Regions from separate parts of the Homo sapiens genome. Here region 2 is linked to region 1. A link is an interaction called in ENCODE POLR2A ChIA-PET data of the cell type or tissue named here. Cell type or tissue: GM12878. All regions are shown on one strand. Links, peaks and the distances in the headings refer to the core of each region. The heading gives the core; the rest is flanking DNA. Region 1 has its middle 55 kb from the start of LINC00494. Region 2 holds the start of LOC107985439 (a long non-coding RNA gene).

Region 1 (10,315 bases), core at 2,564-6,563:
AAATGGAGTGAGTTTCTAGGCTCATGAATTATTCTAAGGGATATGGATAAGTCATGGGACTTTGTTGTGTCTGAGTGTCCTGAATGTGGCAGAATTCTAGTGTCCCTGGACTCCTATTGAATAATTGAATAAATGTCAGTGTCCCCAATCAAAACACAACCAAAACCATCCCCACAATATCCAAAATGCCCCCAGAAGGGTATGATGTCCACCATAGATCACTACACTGAAGGGCTGGGCGTGGTGGCTCAGGCCTGTAATCCCAACAATTTGGGAGGCTGAGGTGGAAGGATCACTTGAGCCCAGGAGTTCAAGACCAGCCTGAACAATATAGCAAGATTCCATCTTTACTAAAAAAAAAAACCATAAAAAAAATTAACCAGGTATAGTGGCGCATGCCTGTAGTCCCAGCTACATGGAAAGCTGAGGCTGGAGGATCACTTGAGCCCAGGAAGTCAAGGCTGCAGTGAGCCACCACTGCCTGCAAGACAGAACAAGACCTTGTCTAAAAAAAAAAAAAAAAAAAAAAAAAAGGAAAAACTGGAATTCGCAAACCTAAAAAGACTCAGTCCTCTTCTCTCAAATGCAGCTATGTAGTGCAGTACTTGGCCAAACAGAAATTATTCTTGTTTTTCAAATGGTCCCCTTTGGGAGCTTAGGATTTGAAGCCTCAACCCCAAGGAGGGGTCCTTAAGTCCACACTCTACTTACATGTAGCCTACTCTGTGTCTTTATTTAAACAAATCCTCATTTTTCGGCTCCTTGCAGCAAAGTCACAGCTCCAGGGGTGACACTCTTCAGCGTTTATGTGAAAGGGAATTACATCCTGTGTAATTCTAGTCTTTTCAGCCATGGTTGTTTCTTTGGTGTCGTGGGGGTATGTTTAAGCATCAAAAGGAAAAAGAAGGAGAAAATCCAAAGAGACCACCACTAAGTCTGAAATCCTGTTAAACCTTAAACAAAACCAAACCCAACAGGCCTTGACAGAATAAGCTCATAAACAGAACAGACCACAGTCTTAGCAGTGAGACCCTGTGGGGTCTTTTGTAAGCCCAATTCCTTCCATCTGGACTGCGGGGGAAGCTAGGGTTTCCTGGTTCCTAGATATTCTTGTCAGGCTACTTGGAATGGAAGGAACCAGTCTTTGATCTTTGGATTTTTTTTCTCATTTTAAGGTTACTTACATAATAAAACGTATTTTTGTTTGTTTGTTTGTTTGTTAAGTTCAGAGCTACAAGTGCAGGTTCGTTACATAGGTAAACTTGTGTCATGGGGGTTTGTTGTCCAGATTATTTCATCACCCAGGTATTCTGCCTAGTACCCATTAGTTATTTTTCCTGATCCTCTCCTTCCTCCCACCCTCCACCCTCTGAAAGGCACCAGTGTGTATTGTTCCTCACTACGTGTCCATGTGCTTTCATCTTTAGGCTCCCACTTATAAGTGAGAACATGTGGTATTTGGTTTTCTGTTCCTGTGTTACTTTGCTAAGGATAATGGCCTCCAGCTCCATCCATGTCCCTGCAAAGGACATGATCTTATTATTTATTTATTTTTTTATGACTGCATAGTATTTGCAGTGTGTATGTACCACGTTTTCTTTATCCAGTCAATCACTGATGGGCATTTAGATTGATTCCATATCTTTGTTACAATTAAAAAAAACATTAAAAAGTGGGCAAAAGACATGAACAGACACTTTTCAAAAGAAGACATATATGAGAAATGTATTATTTTAAAAAATAGTTATGGCTCATTTAAAAGGAAAGGGCAGAAACTATTACCTCACTCACGTAGTAGAGCTAGAAACAAGGCTTAGAAATATGCTGTTTTAAGTGAACATCCTGAGAAATTCGGGGTCTGCCATCAGGAGATGGGGAAGGGGAGAGAATCTCCTCCCTAAAATCCTTATATGCTAATCAGTGAAGGACATATTCCTAATACAGAGCAGAACTTCCATCTAAAGCACTTTTCTGAAACTCATTACCAGATATAGAGTGTAATTGCTGTGAAATTCTCAAAAATAACCAGAAGACACAAAAATCTAGAAGCTTGAAACAGCCCTAATGTTCTCCAACAACGAGTGAATGGATAAATAAACTGGGATGCCCATACTCCAGAATGACGCTCAGCTGTGGAAAGGAAGGAACCATTACCACATTGCAGCCATGGGCCTGTGTCTCAAAGGCATTATGCTGAGGGGCAGAGCCAGTGTCCCAAAATTATGTACTTTATGATCCTATTTATTTGGCATCCTCAGAAAAACCAAGTTATAGTGATGGAGACAGATCAGCAGTTTCCAGGGGTTCACTATAGGGATGGCACCGGACAATTGTTGGGGGGTTGAAACTCTTTTGGATCCTGATGGTGGTGGTGGTTATATGAATTTCTACATGGGTCAAAAATCCTTAGAAATCAGCTGGGTGCAGTGGCTCCCATCTGTAATCCCGGCAGTTTGGGAGGCTGAGGCGGGTAGGTCACTTGAAGTCGGGAGTTTGAGATCAGCCTGGCCAACGTGGTGAAACCCCGCCTCTACTAAAAATACAAAAATTAGCCAGGCATGGTGGCGGGCACCTGTAATTCCAGCTACTCAGGAGGCTGAGGCGGGAAGATCGCTTGAGCTCAGGAGGCGGAGGTTGCAGTGAGCCAAGATTGTGCCACTGCATTCCAGCCTGGGTGACAGAAAAAGACAAAGGCTCAAAAAAAAAAAAAAAAATCCACAGAAATCTGTACCAAAAATGTCAACTTTCCTATATGATAATTTCTTTAAATTAGGAAAATAATCATCTCAGGGAGTAAAATTTGAATTCACAGTGGCATCTAACCCACACGTCAGCTCCCATACACTGTGCATGTACCTGCCCACACTCCCTAGTGGACTAAATCTGCCTCTGCTTCCCTGCCCACCCTCCTTGCCCCACTCAGCCTCGGGGGCCCTTCTTCTAACAGGCCAAACTCGCTCCACCACAAGTCCCTTCCACTCCATGTTTCTTACTCTTGACATTCTTTCCCTGGGTACTCCGGTTCACCTGAGACTGAGGAGCTTTTTGGGACCTGAGACTTTCAGTGTTGGGAAAGTCACCAGAAAGCTGGGACGGGTTGGTCGCCTTTTGCCAGATTTACACCCTCACTGCATCCAGATCTCTGCTCAAATGTCTCCTTCTCAAATAGCACTTCCCTGAGCACTCCCCCGTCTCCCCTGCATCCTTGTACCCCACTTCATTACCCTCCCTCCTACTTGTCACGTCCTGTCATGATACAGCTTGTCTGCTTTTATTTGGTTATTCCATATACATCCAGTGAGTGTGTTATGGGAGTTAAGTTTAAATAAGAAAGCAAGCTGTTGAAAGTGACAAGCCATTCATGTATGGTTTAAACACATCAACTGGACAGTGTAATGTTTACAGGCACATATGTGTGGCAAAGCATAAAGCCCTGGAGAGGAACAAGGAGCACCAAGTGTGGACCTGTGGGCGGTGGGAGAAGGGACGGTAGAAGGGGCACCAGGGACATTAATCATTCCATGTGTTTTATTTTGAAAAAAAAATCTGAAGCAAATATAGCATGATAAGCTTTCACTGAGCTGGTTCGATGGGATCACAGATATTCATTACATTCTTCTTTATATTTTTCTGTAGGCTTGAACTATTTCCTAACAAGCTGGGCCTAGCAGCTCATGTCTGTAATCCCAGCACTTTGGGAGGCTGAGGTGGGAGGATCACTTGAGGCTAGGAGTTCAAGACCAGGCTGGGTAGCATAGTGAAACTTTATCTCTACAAAAAGTTTAAAAATTAGCCAGGTGTGTTAGCCTGTGCCTGTAGTACCAGCTACTCAGGAGACTGAGGTGGGAGGAGATCTTGAGCCCATGAGGTTGAGGCTGCAGTGAGCCACGATCATACCACTGTACTCCATCCAGCCTGGTTGAAAGCAAGACTGTGTCTCTTAAAAAAAAAAAAAAAAAGAAATGAATATTGTATAACAACAAAAAAGTAAGACCAGAGATCTGCTGCTTAAGAAAAAGTGATTGCTCTGATTGGGAAATCCCCAGAGTGACCAAACTTTCTAGATGACTCTGTTGGCTTTTCATGTCCCTCTCACAGAACACACATGACATCACATGACGTCACACCTGAGATGTCATCTGAGCTCCTGCCTCATGAAAGGGAGACATGAAGATGCATGCAACACGACCCTCGCCCTCATGGAACTCTCAGTCTAGCAACGGCTCCAAAAAAGCCAGAATCAAACATCTGTGTTCAAGGCATCAATAGGTGATCACTGAGCACATGTGCATGAAATTTGCTGCCCAATTTATTCAGCAAAGAAAAGTAGAAAATATCATTAGGGCCTTTCTAGGCCACAGAAATGGTGCTGGGAAAAGTTTTTCACTTCCGTGGCGCGTTCCCATGGCTGCCTCCTGTGCCTTCACACTGGCAGGCCCAGGGCTGCCAGGATGTGGGGTGGAGAATGGACAGTGCCCATTGCTGTGGGGTGTTGCTGTTGCCAATCAGGTCAAGTAACCAGCAAGATGGGGGTTCATATGGGCCTCAAGGAAGAGCACTCAGCAGTTCTAGGCAAATGACTCAGTTACAAAGGTTTATTTGGCTCTGGAGAGATAGTGACCAAGATGTTCATTCATCCATTTGTTCATTCACCAAACAAGGATGTATGCAGTACCTATGCTATGTGCCTGGTATGTTCTAGGTGTTTGGGAGAGAGAGGCAAGCAGGAAAGATGAGATCCTTGCCCTCCTGGAGTGCACATTGAGAATGCATCCAAAATAGAGTAGTGATGAGGGCTATGAGGAAAATGTAACAGGGCCATGGACTAGTGGAGGGTGGGGACAACAGGGTGGGCCCCTTAGATACAGAGTGGGGGCAGAGAGCCCCTCTGACTGCTGTAAGGGCTAAGCCCTGAATGTGGGGGATGAGGCAGACATGCAAAGGTCCCAGCAGAGGAACAGCAAGTTCAAGTCTGGGAGGTGGGGACAGCCATGCGGGTATGCTTGGGGAACAGCAGCGCCAGTGTGGCCGAGAATGAGAGAAGAGTGGAGTTGTCGTGGAAGAGACAGGCAGGGCCCATCTCGTTGGTCTTGGGGATGCAGAGAATGAAATTCATCCTTTTCAACTCACTGTTTGGAGGGGCCCATTCTTTCTCTAACTGGAAACTTGTGATATGAAGAAAGCACTGACAAGTTTTAATTTAATTTAGATTGTTAAAGCCCATCACACTATTCAATTTCCATCCCCTGGGCCCTTCTCTTTCCTGCCCTTGAGTCTCATGCTTCCACTTGGTCTGTTGACAAGGATGACTCACTCATTTGACGCAGAGTCCCTAAGCCATCCAATTTCCTGTGCATTATTAAAATTATTAAAACACAAAACCCAGGTACAGTTGTTATCTTTTTGTTGTTGTTGGTCCATACAGAAAAGAAACAGCAAACAAAAGAAAGAAAAAATCATGTGACCTTGGATTCTATGGGTCAGCACAGCAAAACAAAGGCTGGGAGGATTTTCTGGTTGACGTGCAACTGTTCCTTTGGGCACTGGGAAAAATGAGGCTTAGAAACAATGATTTCAGCCATAGCTTTTATTTATGGAGGGCACACAGGGTCTGTCTCGTGCTGGGGAGTTAGGGAGTAAACTACTTATGCATGGGGCATTTGTTATATCAGCAAACATTTATTGAGCACTTACTGTGTGCCAAGCATGGCTCTAAGCACTTTACACAGGTTATGTCGTGCTCCAAACAGCCATTGCAGAGGGCTGACCCTGTCCACTCCGTTTCACAGATGAGGAGCCTGCAGCAGGCAAACACCACTGCGGGAGGAGTGCTGACCTCCAGGCTGTGCAGAGCATCGTCAGTGAGACCCGTGAGGGTGTTCTTACTAATTGTGAGTGAATTTCAGCTCTTTGGTTTATAATCACATGCAAGTAGGGACTAGGGTAGCATGAAATCCTGAACTCTGTAATTTCAAAATTTGATCATCTGCTTTCTTCCCTTCCAATGGAGCCTCCGCAATCAGCTGACTGTGATCAAATCCTGGTACTGTGTCTTACAAACAATGTGACCAGTAGAAAAATTCTTCTCTCTCTGGGGTTAAATTCCCATATCTTATGTGTGCATGCATGTGCATGTGTGTATGTGCGCACCAACAAGTGTGTGCATGCTTACAGCATTTATGAATAGGGCTCTGGCGTCAAATAACCTGGATTTGAATTCTGGCTCAGCCACTCACCGGCCCACAACCTCAGGCAAATGACTTAACCTCTAGGTGCCTCAGTTTCTTCCTCTGTCACATGGTGACAATCAGCCCTCACCTCATAGGGTTGATGTGAGAATTAGATGAATTGGTCCATTTAAAACTCTTAGAAGGGAGCCTGGAACAGGGTTAGTGCTGGATGAATGCCCCTGTTATTACTGCTCATGGTTCTGCAGTGTGTCCATGTGCAGCTCTGTGCAGGGCACAGTAGGCATCAGGGGTGAATACATTATGAGCCCTACCTCCCCCACCTGCCACTGCCATCATCAGCGGAGGGGGTAACATCTTGGCCCCACCACTAGCTGGGTGACTTTGGGCCAAGTGCGTCATCTCCCTGTGCTTTGGTTTCCTCGCCCAGAAAATGAGGACAATGATCACACTTGTCTCCTGAGGCTGCTGGGAGGATGTGCATCAAGTCCCTAGAGCAGTGCCTGGCCTGCAGTTGGTGCTATGCATGCATTAGCTGCTATTCCTATTCTTATTAATACTATTAGTGCTTGTCCCATTTAGATTCATCCTAGAGGCGTATGGGCCAGTATGCTAAGCTCGTTTCTGATTTGGGGCCTTGCCATTTCCTCAGCTTGGGACACCCTTCCCCTGCATCTTCACCCGGCAGCTCCTATTCCTAGGTTGCCTCCTCAGGGAGGCCTCCTGGACTGCCCTCTCTGACAGCTCCTTGCTCACCCCTGCCCACTCTCTATCAAGTTATCCCATGTTCCCAATTGCTTTCCACCTGGCTTTGGTTTCCCAGAAGCAGATCCCAAGACAAGGATTTTAGTGCAAGTATTAGGTAGGTGCAAAAATAATTGCCATTATGCAAAAACCGTGATTACTTTTGCACCAACCTAATATAATAGTTTATGTGGGAGGTGGTCCCAGGAAATACCAACAGGGGAGTGGGGAAGTGAGACAGGGTGTTGCCACTGTGGGCAACTGGAGCTTAGTCCTCTACCAGCTGAATGTTTATCCTCCAATTTCTTTGCCCCGTTAGCCGAGGGCTTGTCCCAGGGCCATCAACTGTCAGCATTTCTGGCCACAGGGTAAGAGAAAGCTCTCAGGTGGACAGTCTCAGGATGCCCATGATGGCGGGACTGTGTCTGTTTTTTCACTGCTGCTTCTAGGACATTCCTTCACATTTAGAAGATGGTCTCTAAATGTGTGTGGAAGGAAGAAAAAAGAAAACAGGAAGGAAGGAAGGAACAGAAGATGGACTTTGCCCTTCTGTAACACCTTAAGAAGAAAGACAGAAGGAAGGAAGGAAGGAAGGAACAGAAGATGGACTTTGCCCTTCTGTAACACCTTAAGAAGAAAGAAAGAAGGAAGGAAGGAGGAAAGGAGGAAGGGAGGGAGGAAAGGAGGAAAAGAAAGAAGGCAGGAAAGGAGGAAGGGAGGGAAGGAAGTAGGAAAGGAAGAAAGGGAGGGAGGAAGGGAGGGAGGGAAGATGGATTTCTGCCCTTCTAGAACACCCTAAGAAAAAAGAAAGAAGGAAGGAGGGAAGGAAGAAAGGGAGGGAGGGAGGGACACCTTTGTTTCTTGTGGTGCAGGTTAATGCCAAAACTGGGGCTCAGCCTGGGAGGGTTCCTGGTGTTGTGGAGGAAAGAACTCAAGAGTGAGCCAGGAGTGAAAGAAAGCAGGTTTATTAGAGCAGCAGTGTGCAGCAGAAGGACTGCTCCATAGGCAGAGCAGCCCAGAGCAGCAGTCCCTGAAGACCAGGGCTAGCTGTATTTATACCACTTTTAATTATATGCTAATTAAGGGGTGGGTTATTTAGAATTTTCTGGAAAAGGGGCAGACGGTTCCCAGAACCATATAAGGTAACTTCTGGATAGTTTCCATGGCATTCGTAAACTGTCCTGGCGCTGGTAGGAGGTGGGAGTGTCTTTATGCTATTGAGCAGTGAGGGCAACTAGAGATCGCTTTTGCCACCATCTGCTGGTTTTGGCCAGTTGCTTTACTGCATCCTGCTTCGATCAGCAGGATCATGATCTGTGCTTGGAAAACAAGTCCTGCTGATCTCCTACCTCACTTGCAGTATTAAGGGAGCCATTCTCTGCCCATTCCCCATCACGGGTGGGATCTGGATCATCAAGGCTCTGAGGTTGAGCCTATAACCCTTTTTGAGGCACTGCCACTTAGATTCCAAGTGTGACTCCTCCAACACTAGTTCAATCATCTCCTCATTGCTTTAAGGGAAACAGGTTCAAAGCTCAGAGGCCTGGAGGGCTTTTTTTTTTTTTTTTTTTTTATCACTGTCAGTTGCACCAGCCCTAGAAGAGACAGTGGTTAATTTTATGTGTCAACTTGACCGGACCATAAAGTGCCCAGATATTTTGCTTAACCATTATTCTGAGTGATGCTATGAGGGTGTTTTTGGTGAGGTTAACATTTAAATCATTAGGCTGAGTGAAGCCAGTTGCCTGTCTCAGGAGGGTGGGCCGCATGCAATCAGTTAAAGGCCTGAATAGAACAAAAAGATGACTCTCTCTGAGTGAGAGGGAACTCCTCCAGCCTGACTGCCTGTGAACTGGAACTCAGCTGTTTCCTGCTTTTGGACTAGAACTGAGACATTGTCTTTTCTTTGGTCATGAGCCTGCTGGCTTTTGGACTAGAAGACTATTGGCTCTCCTATGTCTCCAGCTTGCAACTCACCCGACAGATGTTGGGATTTATCAGCCTCCATAATCATGTGAGCTAACTCCTTACAATAAATCTCTCTCTCTCTCTCTTTCTTTCTCTCTCTCTCTCTCCCTCCCTCCCCGTCTCTTCTCTGTCTCCCTCCACACACACAGACCCTAGTGTTCCTGTTTCTTTAGAGAACCTTGACTCAAACAGAAGGTAACTGGGGTAACTGGGGATGGTTCAGAACAGCCCTCTGGTGTGATGAGCGCAGTGGCTAGGAGGACACAATGGCTCTCTGTGATCATTTGCCTAAAGAGTTTAGTGGACATTTGTTCTTCCTTTTTGCCAACCACTGATGGGTGATTTCTATGGAAGGAGCTACAGTTAGTCCCTCAGGGGGCAGTTGCAGGATTCTGGATACATCTTCAGTGTCTCATACCTGTGCTATTGGCAGCATGGGCTGGGATGTGTGTGCTGGGTGAAGGCACCAGAGACATCAGGGGACCAGTTATGATTGGGGGGTGTGTAATTTGGGGGCCATGTTTCCTGGCTGTGTGGCCTGCAAGTCTAATTCTTTGGTAGGCATGAGCCCAAGCTACCCAATAGGATTTCATAAATAAACCCCCTTCCTAATTGAACTGGCTGGAGTAGGTTCCATTAGCAACTAAAAGCCCTGATCCATATGTGGTAAAAGTTTATGAAACATTTTAATCAGTACAAAAAAATATATAGTAAGGAATGTGTGCTTGGCTCTGGATTTAAATGGAAAGGCAGGGCCAGCAGGTGGGAAAGAGATATGAGAGAACAAAGTAAGGTTGTCTACAGCTGATCCATTTCCTCAGTGTATTAATTCAACCAGTAACCATTGAGCTCCTCCCGTTCCAGGCATTGTGCTCCGTGCATAGGATTCAGTGATGTCCAAGGCAGATGAGACCCCTGTCTTCATGCAGCTTCTGTTCTAGTAGGGAGACAGCAAGAGACAAGCACACAGTGAATAAGATGATTTCAGATTGCAGTGAGTGCTTTGAAGAAAATAAATCAGAGTGGGGATAGAGAGTGATGGAGATACACACCTCCTTTGGACAGGGCGGTTGTGAAAAGCTTCTCAGAGGAGGTGACACTTGAGCTGCGACCTGGAGGGTGAGAAGCAGCCATCTGGGCTAAGTGTCCCAGGCAGAAAAAAGTATGTGCAGAAGCCTTGAGACTAGAAAGAACTTAGCATGTTTCAGAAGCAGCAAGGAGCCCATCATGCATGGCTTTGTGGCCACAGTAAGGAGACTGGATTTTACTCTAAAAGCTTGGGGAAACCACTGGGAGTCTTAGGCAAGGGAACAACATAGTCTTATTTTCCTTTTACAAACTGACTTTGACTGCTGAGTGCAGGATGGATTATGAGGGGTTGGTAGACCAGGTGACCAGCCAGGGTTGTTGCAGTT
Region 2 (10,315 bases), core at 2,636-6,635, 67 kb before region 1:
AACAGCACAGATGGACTCTGTCCTAGCTCTGGAGGTCAGGAGTCTGCCGTCGGTTTTACTGGGCTAAGTCAAGGCGTCAGTAGGGCTGGCTCCTGCTAGAAGCGCTGAGGGCAGGATTCTTTGCGTTTTCAGTGTCTGTATTTTCTTTCTTTCTATTTCTTTCTTTCTTTCTTTCTTTTTTCTCTTTCTTTCTTTCTTTCTTTCTTTCTTTCTTTCTTTCTTTCTTTCTTTCTTTCTTTCTTTCTTTCTTTCTTTCTTTCCTTCTTTCTCCTCTCCTCTCCTTTCCTTTCCCTTCCTCCTGTCCTTCCTTCCTTCCTTCCTTCCTTCTTTTCTCTCTCTCTCTCTCTCTCCCCAACACCCCGCCCTGCCATCTTTCTTTGTCTCTTTCTTTTTTTTAGAGGCAGAATCTCACTCTATTGCCCAGGCTGCAGTGCAGTGGTCCAATCTTGGCTCACTGCAGCCTCTGCCTCCTGGGTTCAAGATATTCTTCTGCCTCAACTTCCCAAGTAGCTGGGACTACATGTGTGTGCACCATGTCCGGCTAATTTTTTTTGTGTTAGTAGAGATGGTATTTCACCATGTTGGCCTGGCTGGTCTCGAACTCCTGACCTCAAGTGATCCACCTGCCTCTGCCTCCCAAAGTGCTGGTCTGGCCTGTGTTTTCCTTTAAGCCCCTTGTATTCCTGGGCTCGCGGCCCCTTCCTCCATATTCAAGCACATGATTCCAGTCTCTGCCCTGTCACTATAGCTCCTCTGACTCAGACTCTCCTGCCTCCCTCTTATAAGGACCCCTGTGATTACACTGGGCCCAGCCAGGTCATCTAGAGTCATCTTTCTATCTCAAGATCCTTTACTTAATTACATCAGCAAAACCTCTTTGCAATGGACATATACACAGGTCCCAGGGGTTTGAATGTAGACATGTATGGGGGGCCCTTGTTCAACCCCCTATGGGGGGTGGTTGTTGATTTTCAGTAGGATGGTCAGGGAAGACCCCGCTGAGAAGCCACCATTTGAGCAAAGACCGGAGGAGCTGAGGCTGTGGGCCAGGATGACAAGGGTGGAGCCTTCCAGGCAAAAGAATAGTGAGTACAAAGCCAGCAACAGGTGTGCTGGCATGTTCCAGGAAAATCAGGGAGGGAGCCACAGCTGCGGCCGAGTGAGGAGAGGAGCAGCGGGAGGTGAGGTCAGAGAAGCCTTGGGGGCAGAAGCTGCGGGCCTCATGGTTATCATGAAGCTCGGGGTTTTACTCTGAGTATGTGGAAACCATGGAGAGTTCTGAGCAGAGGAAGCACAGGACCTGACCTGGGTTTCACAGGCTTCCTCTGGCTGCTGTGTGGAAAATAGGGAAAGCAAGAGTGGAAGAAGGGAGGCCTGTCAGGAAGCTTTTGCACAATGGCCTTGGTGAGAAAGATTCATGGCTTGGAGCAGATGCTGGGATGTGTCCCCCACATCCCCTTTCAGGAGCAGGCATGCATGCCCCACTGCCCAGGGGGTTGCCTGCTGAGAGCTCACAGCTGAGACCCTCCCCAGAAAATGCCCCTGGCTGACAGGAGCTGCTTTGCCCAGTCACCCTTCCTGGGGTCCCTCCATCTCCAAAGACTAGTAGTAAACACAGGGGTCTAAAGGTCCAGCCCCTTGACTCGATTCATCACAGCTCTGAAGGGCCGTCTTTGCTGCAGACTTCCTCAAAGGATGGATTGCAAAGTCATGCGTAGAGTGTGCAGGGCTCAGGTGACTATCTATATGTCTGTCTATATTTTAGGATCCCTGTCTATATGAGCAATTTGTTAAAATATATATTTCAAAATTCCTGAGCCCACATGAAATCTATTGATGTATCCACAAAGGTGTAGAATAATGGATAGAGAAGGGGTACTTATGTGGTTTATTGTCCAACAGATTGTGTGAAAGTTTTTTGTCATGTCCAAGCAGCACCTCCTTCTGGTCAGGCCCACGTTATATACGAGAACAATGGAACAAGTCGAAGACAAAGCAACACGTCCCCCTGTAAAAACTGTCAGTGTAACTGTCCACTTCCGTATCTGTCCAGTCACTTAACAAATATTGACAGACCATCTTTAAACACAGGCTGCTGTGCTGGTGTCTGGGACACAGCGGTGAGTAAGAGCCGTAAGAGCCATCTGATCTCATGACACTCTCAGGAAGTTCCAGTCTATGAGGATGGACAGCATGCAGGTCAACACATAAACATCATTCAGACTGTGAAAGATACAATAAAGGACACAGATTGGGAGATGGGATAAAGAGTCATGGGGGTGGAGCTACTGTCTCATTTTGGGTGGTCTGGGAAGGCCTCTCTGAGGAGGTGACATGTGGGCTGAGTCCTGAAGGATAAGAAGGGGCTGCCATGGGTGATTTGAGGGAACAGCACACTAGGTGGAAGGAACAGCAAGTGCAAAGGCCAGAGATCAGGAGGATCAGAGATGGGGACAGAGTATCTAAGAAATTGGGAGAGTGGTAAGAGATGGGGATGTAGAGACACTGTCAGGTGAGATAGGGAAGGGAGCCAGGTGTGGTGGCTGACACCTGTAATCCACCAGCCTGGGCAATGTGGCGAGACTTCATGTCTTAAAAAAAAAAAAAAGCCAGATGTGGTGGCACATGCCTGTGGTCCCAGCTACTGAGGAGGCAGGAGGATCATCTGAGCCTGGAAGGTTGAGGCTGCAGTGAGTCAAGATCATGCCCCTGTAATCCAGCCTGGGTGGGTGACAGAACAAGAACCTGTGTCCAAAAAAAAAAAAAAAAAAGGAAAAAAAAGGGAAGAGAATGTCACATTGCAATGACAGTGTTTTGTTTCATTTAAACAATTTTCTCTCCCTTTTGAGTCCAGCCTGACACTCAGGAGACGGAGAGAGCCTTCCGCTCATTCTGCCTCAGGAGGAGCTCGAACCTGCTCCCTTAAATCTCCATCAGCTCCGGCAAGCCCTTGGGCTCTGCTGGCTGTAACGCTGCTCCCTGTTTACCAGAGGCTTTTGCTGGCACATTAAATGTATCACTCATACCCTGAACTAGATCGAGCCACAGAAAGCTTTGATTCATGGAGCTGCTGGTCCCCGTTACCACAAGATATGCATTCTTTCTCTTTGTTAAGGAATTAAGGTGCCATATTGAAACTTTAATCTTTAAATACAGGTAAATAAAACATGATTATAGAAATCATTTTCAGTAAGAAATTCATCATGAGCTAAAGTTTCTGCCTTACTGAATTCATCTTTTGGCAGTGGGTGGTTGTCCCTGCTGCAGATAATTGTGATCCTGAATAGCTGGACCTGTCTGTGTTCACTGTGAACCAACGGTTTCCTTCGAGGGCCCCAAAGACCCCGAGTGTGAATTGCCTAAGTGGGTGGGGTCTCTTACCCTGTGAGTCCTCCCACCAGGGGCCCCATCCTTCCACCCATCTTTCCTCAGGCCTGTTTCCCTTGAGGTCTGAGCTGGGGTGCCCAGTGAGGGGTCATCCCTGCTGTGAGATAAAACCAACGGGTGATTCCCCACCCCCATGCAGGGCCCTAGAGGGTGTGCGCGACTTCAGCCATCTGATCAAGGATGGATTCGACTCCCTGCTCAGGGCAGCAGCTCGTGGTTCATTCAGCCCCAGTGGCGTCTAGATGGGACACACAGAACTGAGGTTTGGGTCTGATGTGATTAAGCCGCCAACTGGTGTCCCTGTGTCTTCTCTTTCCTGACACCAGACACCAAAAAAGAAACAGCTCCAGACACACCAGTTAGTGAATTCCGAGGGTGAATTTGGAGCCAGGTGGCCTTTGAAGGCTCCACCTGGGTTTTGAGCTTTTGTTTTCTGCAGCAGCAGCAAACCCACTGCTCTGGGCTGCGAATTGTTGTTTACTAAATGCACAGGTGGTCTGGAGTGATGTTTTCCTTCTTTAGCAAAGTAGCACATGTTCCTTATGACAGTTAGACATGCAAAGAGGCAGGCATGTTTTTTAAGGATAAGTTAAACATTCAACAGGTCCACAGGGACTGAGTAAAAGATCTCCCCGCAGGTCAGCCCCTCAGCCTCCCAGTTTCTTCTTGGTGAAGCCAGTGCAGGGACCCACAGTGGGGCTGGTGGGTGGGAGGCTATCTCAAGACACCAGGAAGCAAATGAAGGGTCCCAGTCCATTTTGACCCCTATGCACGGATGTCGCTGGCTTGGACCAGCCTTCTGCAGGCCCCCAGTGAGAAGGGGACAAACCAGGCTGTGACCCTGGCCATTTTCTCCTACGTTATTACCATTCCCTCGCTGCATACCCTCTTTCTGGCCCATCCACAGAATACAGACCTGTCCTTGTAAGCTGGCCGTTCTTGCTCCTTGGGGCTGATCTGGGAGAAACCTGAGCATGTTGATGGGCAGCCTGTACTTTCCCCTCCAAATAGAACCCTATTGACTGCTGCTCTTTTATTACAGAAGTGACAGGCTCATGGCCAGAGATGACACAACAGAGAAAATGAATCAAGATGAAAACAAGAATAAGAATAATTTCCCTTCCTGGCCGGGCGCGGTAGCTCACTTTGGGAGACCAAGGTGGGTGGATCACGAGGTCAGGAGGTTGAGACCATCCTGGCTAACACAGTGAAACCCCGTCTCTACTAGCCGGGCGTGGTGGCAGGTGCCTGTAGTCCCAGCTACTCGGGAGGCTGAGGCAGGAGAATGGCGTGAACCTGGGAGGCGGAGCTTGCAGTGAGCGGAGCTCACACCACTGCACTCCAGCCTGGGTGACAGAGCGAGACTCTGTCTCAAAAAAAAAAAAAAAAAAAAGAATCATTCCCTTTCCTACCCCTACACGGAGCTGCATTTTAAATAAATAAACTCCTTGATTGCATCCCTTGGGAAGATCTGACTTCCTATAACTGAGACTTACTTCTCTTAACAAGTTCTCAATGTCAATGAGAGAAGCAACCCTGGCCTGAGGCTTTAAGTCAAAGTGTCTGAGCGCAGCTGGGAACGGGCAACACAGACCCGGTTATCGTGGTCCTGATGGTAGATTTCAGCCCTGTTTGGCACAGGTGGGTCATCACTGTCTCTCCTGTAGCTGGTTTACGGAAGGTCTGAACTAAATACAAGTGGGAAACGGCTTCACTTTTCTCCAGCAGCTGCCTTCCAGTAGCTTCTGTGAGGCAGGGCTGGGTTAGGGTGAGCAAGTGAGGCCAAATTGTGCAAGTGCTGCCTTGAATCCTGTCTCCTTTCCTCCTCATCCCCCTCCTCCTCCTTCCCCCTGCTCCTCCTCCTCTTCCTCCGTCTTTCTTCTTCCTCCTCCTCCTCCTTCCTCACAAAGGATCCTGTCTTTAAATTTTTAATATTTTGTTAATCGGTTTTTTTGCATGAAGTTTGAGTTTTAAAAAGTACTGTGTTATGATGTTATTTATGATGATTATTGAATTTTTTGGTACCCATTTAGATTTTATGCCTGGGGTGAGTGTCTCCCTTGCCTCATCCTAATCCTTGCCCTATTATTAGGTCTCAGGCCCCTGCTTCTGGATGACATTTTGGGAAGATCCCTTGGGCTTTTGTTCACTTTTTTTTTTTTTTTTTTTTTTTTCGTGACAGAGTCTCGCTCTGTCGCCCAGGCTGGAGTGCAGTGGCGCGATCTCGGCTCACTGCAAGCTCCACCTCCTGGGTTTATGCCATTCTCCTGCCTCAGCCTCCCGAGTAGCTGGGACTACAGGCACCCGCCACCATGCCCGGCTAATTTTTTTTGTATTTTTTTTAGTAGAGACGGGGTTTCACTGTGTTAGCCAGGATGGTCTCGATCTCCTGACCTTGTGATCCGCCTGCCTCAGCCTCCCAAAGTGCTGGGATTACAGGCGTGACCCACCACACCTGGCCCACTTCTATTTATAAGAACAAGCTCATCAATCATTCTCACTCTCATCCAGGTAGTAAAAGCCTAGGCTGGTCCAAATCTAAATTTTAATCTCACATTTAATTCCAAGCTTTTCCTCTCCCCCTACTCACTTCTAACTAAGGCTTGGGGTCCCCTTCTCCGCTGTTCCTTCTGGTGGTTCCAGGGCTGGGACAGGTACAGGGATGGATGTCATACAGGAGAAAGGGTCTTTTCCTTTTGGATGCCATTAATGACTGATGTGTAGCAGGTGAACAGATACTGGTGCTCTTGTGTGGTGTGTTTCATTCCTTCATGGATCCATCTAGTCTTGTTCCCCCATTCCCATCCCAGCATAGGGAGGCAGCTGGAGGCTTCTCTGTCCTCCACAGGGACTGTCATTTCACTAAACCTGCAGGTAGTATGACAAAGGAAATTCCACTCAGGTAAAGTGGCTTAATATACAAGCACAGAATGATTCCAGCACAGGGCACAAAAGCCTAAATGCTGTGCAAATCTACCAGTCATTCAATTAATCTTTGTTAACAGGCAACCTGCTGGGGTGAGTGCATGACTTTCATTCTCTGCCCTCATGGAGTTTCCAGACCAGACGGGAAGCCAACTATTCAAAGACTCAATGAAAATACCATCCAGTAACTGAATGTGCAAAATGCTGCAAAGGAAACATTTGGGGGATTATAGAGTTTGATCCTGGGTCGGGGACAGGAGCTTGGGGCATAGGGTTTGAGAATGGAGGGAAAGTCTATCAAAGGGAAGCAGGAATTAGCCAGGTAACTGCAGGTGGTGGGAGGGGAAGAATGTTTTAGCAAAGGGAACAGCGTGTGCAAAGGACTGGGGGTGAGGAGGATGCCGTGCCTTCTTGGAACTAAGGAACATCCCACAGGGTGGAGCTGAGTGGGGCAAGAACTGGATGGGAGCTCTGCGAAGCACAGCAAGTGCCAAGGTGCTGGGTTGGGCTGAGCCTGTTCAGTTTGAGGAACTGTGATAAGGCCAGGGGTAGCAGAGAGGGCAAGACGGCCAGATGCTGCTGGGAATGTAAGCTGGTGAGGAATCAGGGCGTCCTAGAGCAAAGGGATGATATTAAAGGACTTTAGGGAGGGTAGTAATGTTTGGGGATTATGCATATCTTGGGAATCTCAGTAAAGTGAACTCATCACTTGAATGTTAATAAGTCATTTGCATGTGCAGAGACAAATGGGACTGTTTCTATTGCTGTGATCAAATCATGTAAAAGCACTCAATACTGATTTTCACAAAGGTTATTCAAATGATAGATTTATTTCAGAAATTTGTGGTAATTAAGCACTTTAAGGTTGTCAGGGAGCAGATAGGTTACTGAAGTCACATGAAGGTGTTAGAGGTAGCAATTTAAAATGAAACCACCAATTTTTACACTTTCCAAAGTAATTTGACTGCTCTGTATCTTTCTCAAACATGAGTACAAGATCAAAATGAATACTTTGAATGTTTCTTTCCTTATTTTACATCAGAATTTTTATTGAAAAATTGAACATATCAATTATTAAAGGACCTGTATATTTTATGAAGGATCCTATAGTTTGCAGAAATTGCTAGAGAATATTGTGGTTTTCACCTGGTAGCAATTGGTGCTCTTGCTTCTGATTTTCCTTCTGATTTTCAAAGACCTGATCATTTTTGAAACATACCAACAACTATGAAAAAGAAAATGAAAACCATCTATAATGTTACCACTGACATGTTACTACTGTTGGTACCTTGCTCTGTCTCTTATTTAACTATTTCCTCTGAATATGGGTGTGTGTGTGATAAAAGTGTAAAATCCACGTTTTTGTATCCATTTTTTTCACTTCACATGAAATCACGAGCACTTTCCACACTATTGAAAATTTCAGGCAAGCATATGATCAAATCATCCTTCAATATTTCCCTGTCTGGAAAACCCGTGCACTCTTCTCCATTCCTATGTTGCTGGACATTTGTACTGCTTCCAACTTTTGCTGTTGCAGTTTATGTGGCAATGATCATATTACTACATAATCTTGGTTTGCATTTATAAACAGCTCCTTAAGATAATATCTTATGTGTGTGATAACTGCATCAGGGATTAAGTGCTTTTTAAATTTAAGCTCTTGATACATCCAGCAAGTTGCTTTTGGAGACATTGGGCCCTGGTGGCCCCCCACTGATGGGCATCCTGTGCTCATGTTTCTGTTGCCTCACAGGCACTGTGTTGAAAAGTGTTTGTGTTAATCCTATTTGATATGCTTTGTTATTCTTCTAATTTTCAGAGAATTCATGGCTGGGACCAGCTAGTCCTTGGCTCCACCTTCTTGGGAGCAGATTAAATACGACTTCAAGCCAGTGAGGTGATTTGAGTCCCAGCAGCCTCATCTGCCAAGTCAACCCCAGCACTGCATTGAGAAAGGTCAGAGATTCGGAGTGCAGACAAGAGCTGTCCCATGCCAGAGCCCAAACTTGTCCCCTGGTTGGGAAGCTGAGGAGTGATTCTTTGGTTCTCAGATGCTCCGAGGGTGCCTCAGGTGGCATGCAGTCAGTGCACACATCCCAGGTATGTTAGCTGCACCCCGGCCAGCCTCCCGAGTTTGGGGTGCTGCCGACACAGGATGCGTCTACTGCGCATCATGATAGGCCTCCCCAAGTACCCTGTCCTGCTGGTGCCCTGTCTTCTGACCCCTCATCAGATCTTGGTGCCAAGCCCTGACAACCACTTCACTCTGGAGGCCGTTCTCAGAGCCTATTTCACAGCTCATTCAGAAGGAAAATGAGGGGGCCTTTTCCATTTCCAGTATTAAATGATTTAATTCACAAGGGACTTGGTCAACACAAGTATCCCAACAGAGCCCAGGCCCTGTATCATTTGCAATTTACCATTCTGATTAAAACCAACCCAACCCCATCAAGCTCTGCATGGGGTGAACCAGCCGAAACTGCACCACAGGCCCCAGCAGGACATCCGGCCCAGGGAACTGAGGCCGGGGAGGGGAGGGGGAGCCGGGAGTGCCTCTGCCTCATTTCAGGAGACTGATATGAATGGTAGGAAATCCGGTCCCCCCTTAAGATGGATGTTTCTGTAGAAATACATCTGATAAATGTTTAATTACATTTTAAGAGGGACCATTATTCATGGAACAGTCATTAGCCCCAGAGGACTTCAAGCCCCTCACCTGGTTAAGAGCCACGTTCATATGCAGATCAGCCCCCCACTTCCAACACTCCCTGCTCCAAGAGGAGAGCAGCTGGGAGAGCCTGGTGAGCTCTCCATCAAAACAGGGTGACACAGGGCAGCAGTGGGGTGGCCAGTGGCTTGGCTGTGGGTGGGAGATTTCAGACAGGTCGACATAAGCCAGGAACCTGAATCAAGGCGTCGAGACCTCAGCCCCACCCCGACCCACCTGTTCTAAGGGTCCCTGCAGGGCTCCGTAATCCCCACCTGTGACAGACTCCCCTCCTGAAGCTCTTGATGCTTCCCAGGCCCCCTCGAAGTCCTGTGGTTCCCTGGAGATGCTGTCAGCCCACAAGGTGCCAGGAAGGACCTTCTTGGGATGAAAGACTTGGGTGAACCTGTCCTGGGTGACATGCAGTGGGTGTGTCGCTCAGAGTTCTGAGGTGGCAGGTGACAGAATCCACGTAAGGTCCTGAAGCAAGGAAAAGCAGAACCGACCAGAAGGTCCCAGGAGCAGGAGTCCCAGGTCTTTGAGGGGCAGGAACTAGGGCATCCTGGAGCTCTGGGTGGCAGGGGCAAGTGAGAAGAGCTTGCTGAGGGCTGCTCAGTATAAGCCCAGGTGACTTAAGTCCCAGAAAAAAAACCGGTGGGCCCTTACCCATAGAAGGCAGCAGAGCCAGACCATTGCCGTGCACTCCAGGAGGTGCAGGCACCATTCTGCCTCTCAGCCCTGCCAGGAAACTTCTCCCTTCCTCTTTCCCCTCGCCCTCCTCTACCAGGTGGAATTAATTAGCAAAAAAACACAAACACAAAAACAAACTCTCAATGCCTAAATAGCATTGTTTATTTGTCACTGACTTCACCTTGTATTTGCCTGTCTTTGTGCCTCAGTCTCTAAAATGAGCACAAAATGAACATTCAAGGGAGATAAGTGTGCACTGGCCTGGGGAGTGGGGGGAGACAGCTTCAATCTGTCAAACAGCCTATTCCATGTGAGAAATGTCAGCAGATAGAAATGGATTAAGTCTGCCACTGAGTTGGTTACAATCCAGAGGTGAGGGTCTTTGGAGTGACCTTTATTTAAGAAATATCACAGCAAAGTCTGTTGGAAAGACGCTCTGGTGAATGATGGAGCCTGATGCACGGTGTGTTCACTGGGCTCTCCGGAAAAAGAGCCAGCAGGAGGTGTCCATATCCTACATACAGAGAAAGAGGTTGAGTTTAAGGAATTGGCTAATGTGATCCTGAAGGCTAGCAAGTCCAAAATCTGCAGGCTGGGCAGGTT

The links. ChIA-PET counts read pairs that join two places held together with the same protein. Peaks named below come from ENCODE experiments on the same cell type or tissue, not always from the same donor. Only the 100,000 strongest peaks of a DNase experiment are listed, where the experiment ranks them.
Region 2: POLR2A ChIA-PET joins it to region 1 with 14 read pairs; 3 of 35 experiments call an interaction of 5 or more read pairs at or near these places.

Annotation. Positions count from the first base shown.
Region 1 is chr20:48,409,964-48,420,278 of GRCh38, reverse strand. No RefSeq gene overlaps it. Among named protein-coding and RNA genes, the nearest start is that of LINC00494, 55 kb to the right of the region's middle. In GM12878, for the core only: no CTCF peak of the experiment used is centred there; a DNase peak (open chromatin) is centred at 4,088.
Region 2 is chr20:48,477,095-48,487,409 of GRCh38, reverse strand. It overlaps LOC107985439 (a long non-coding RNA gene), which reads left to right and starts at 4,445. Exons shown (of 2, transcript XR_001754657.1): 1 at 4,445-4,546; 2 at 8,135-10,315. RefSeq lists an enhancer at 4,694-4,763. In GM12878, for the core only: no CTCF peak of the experiment used is centred there; a DNase peak (open chromatin) is centred at 4,431.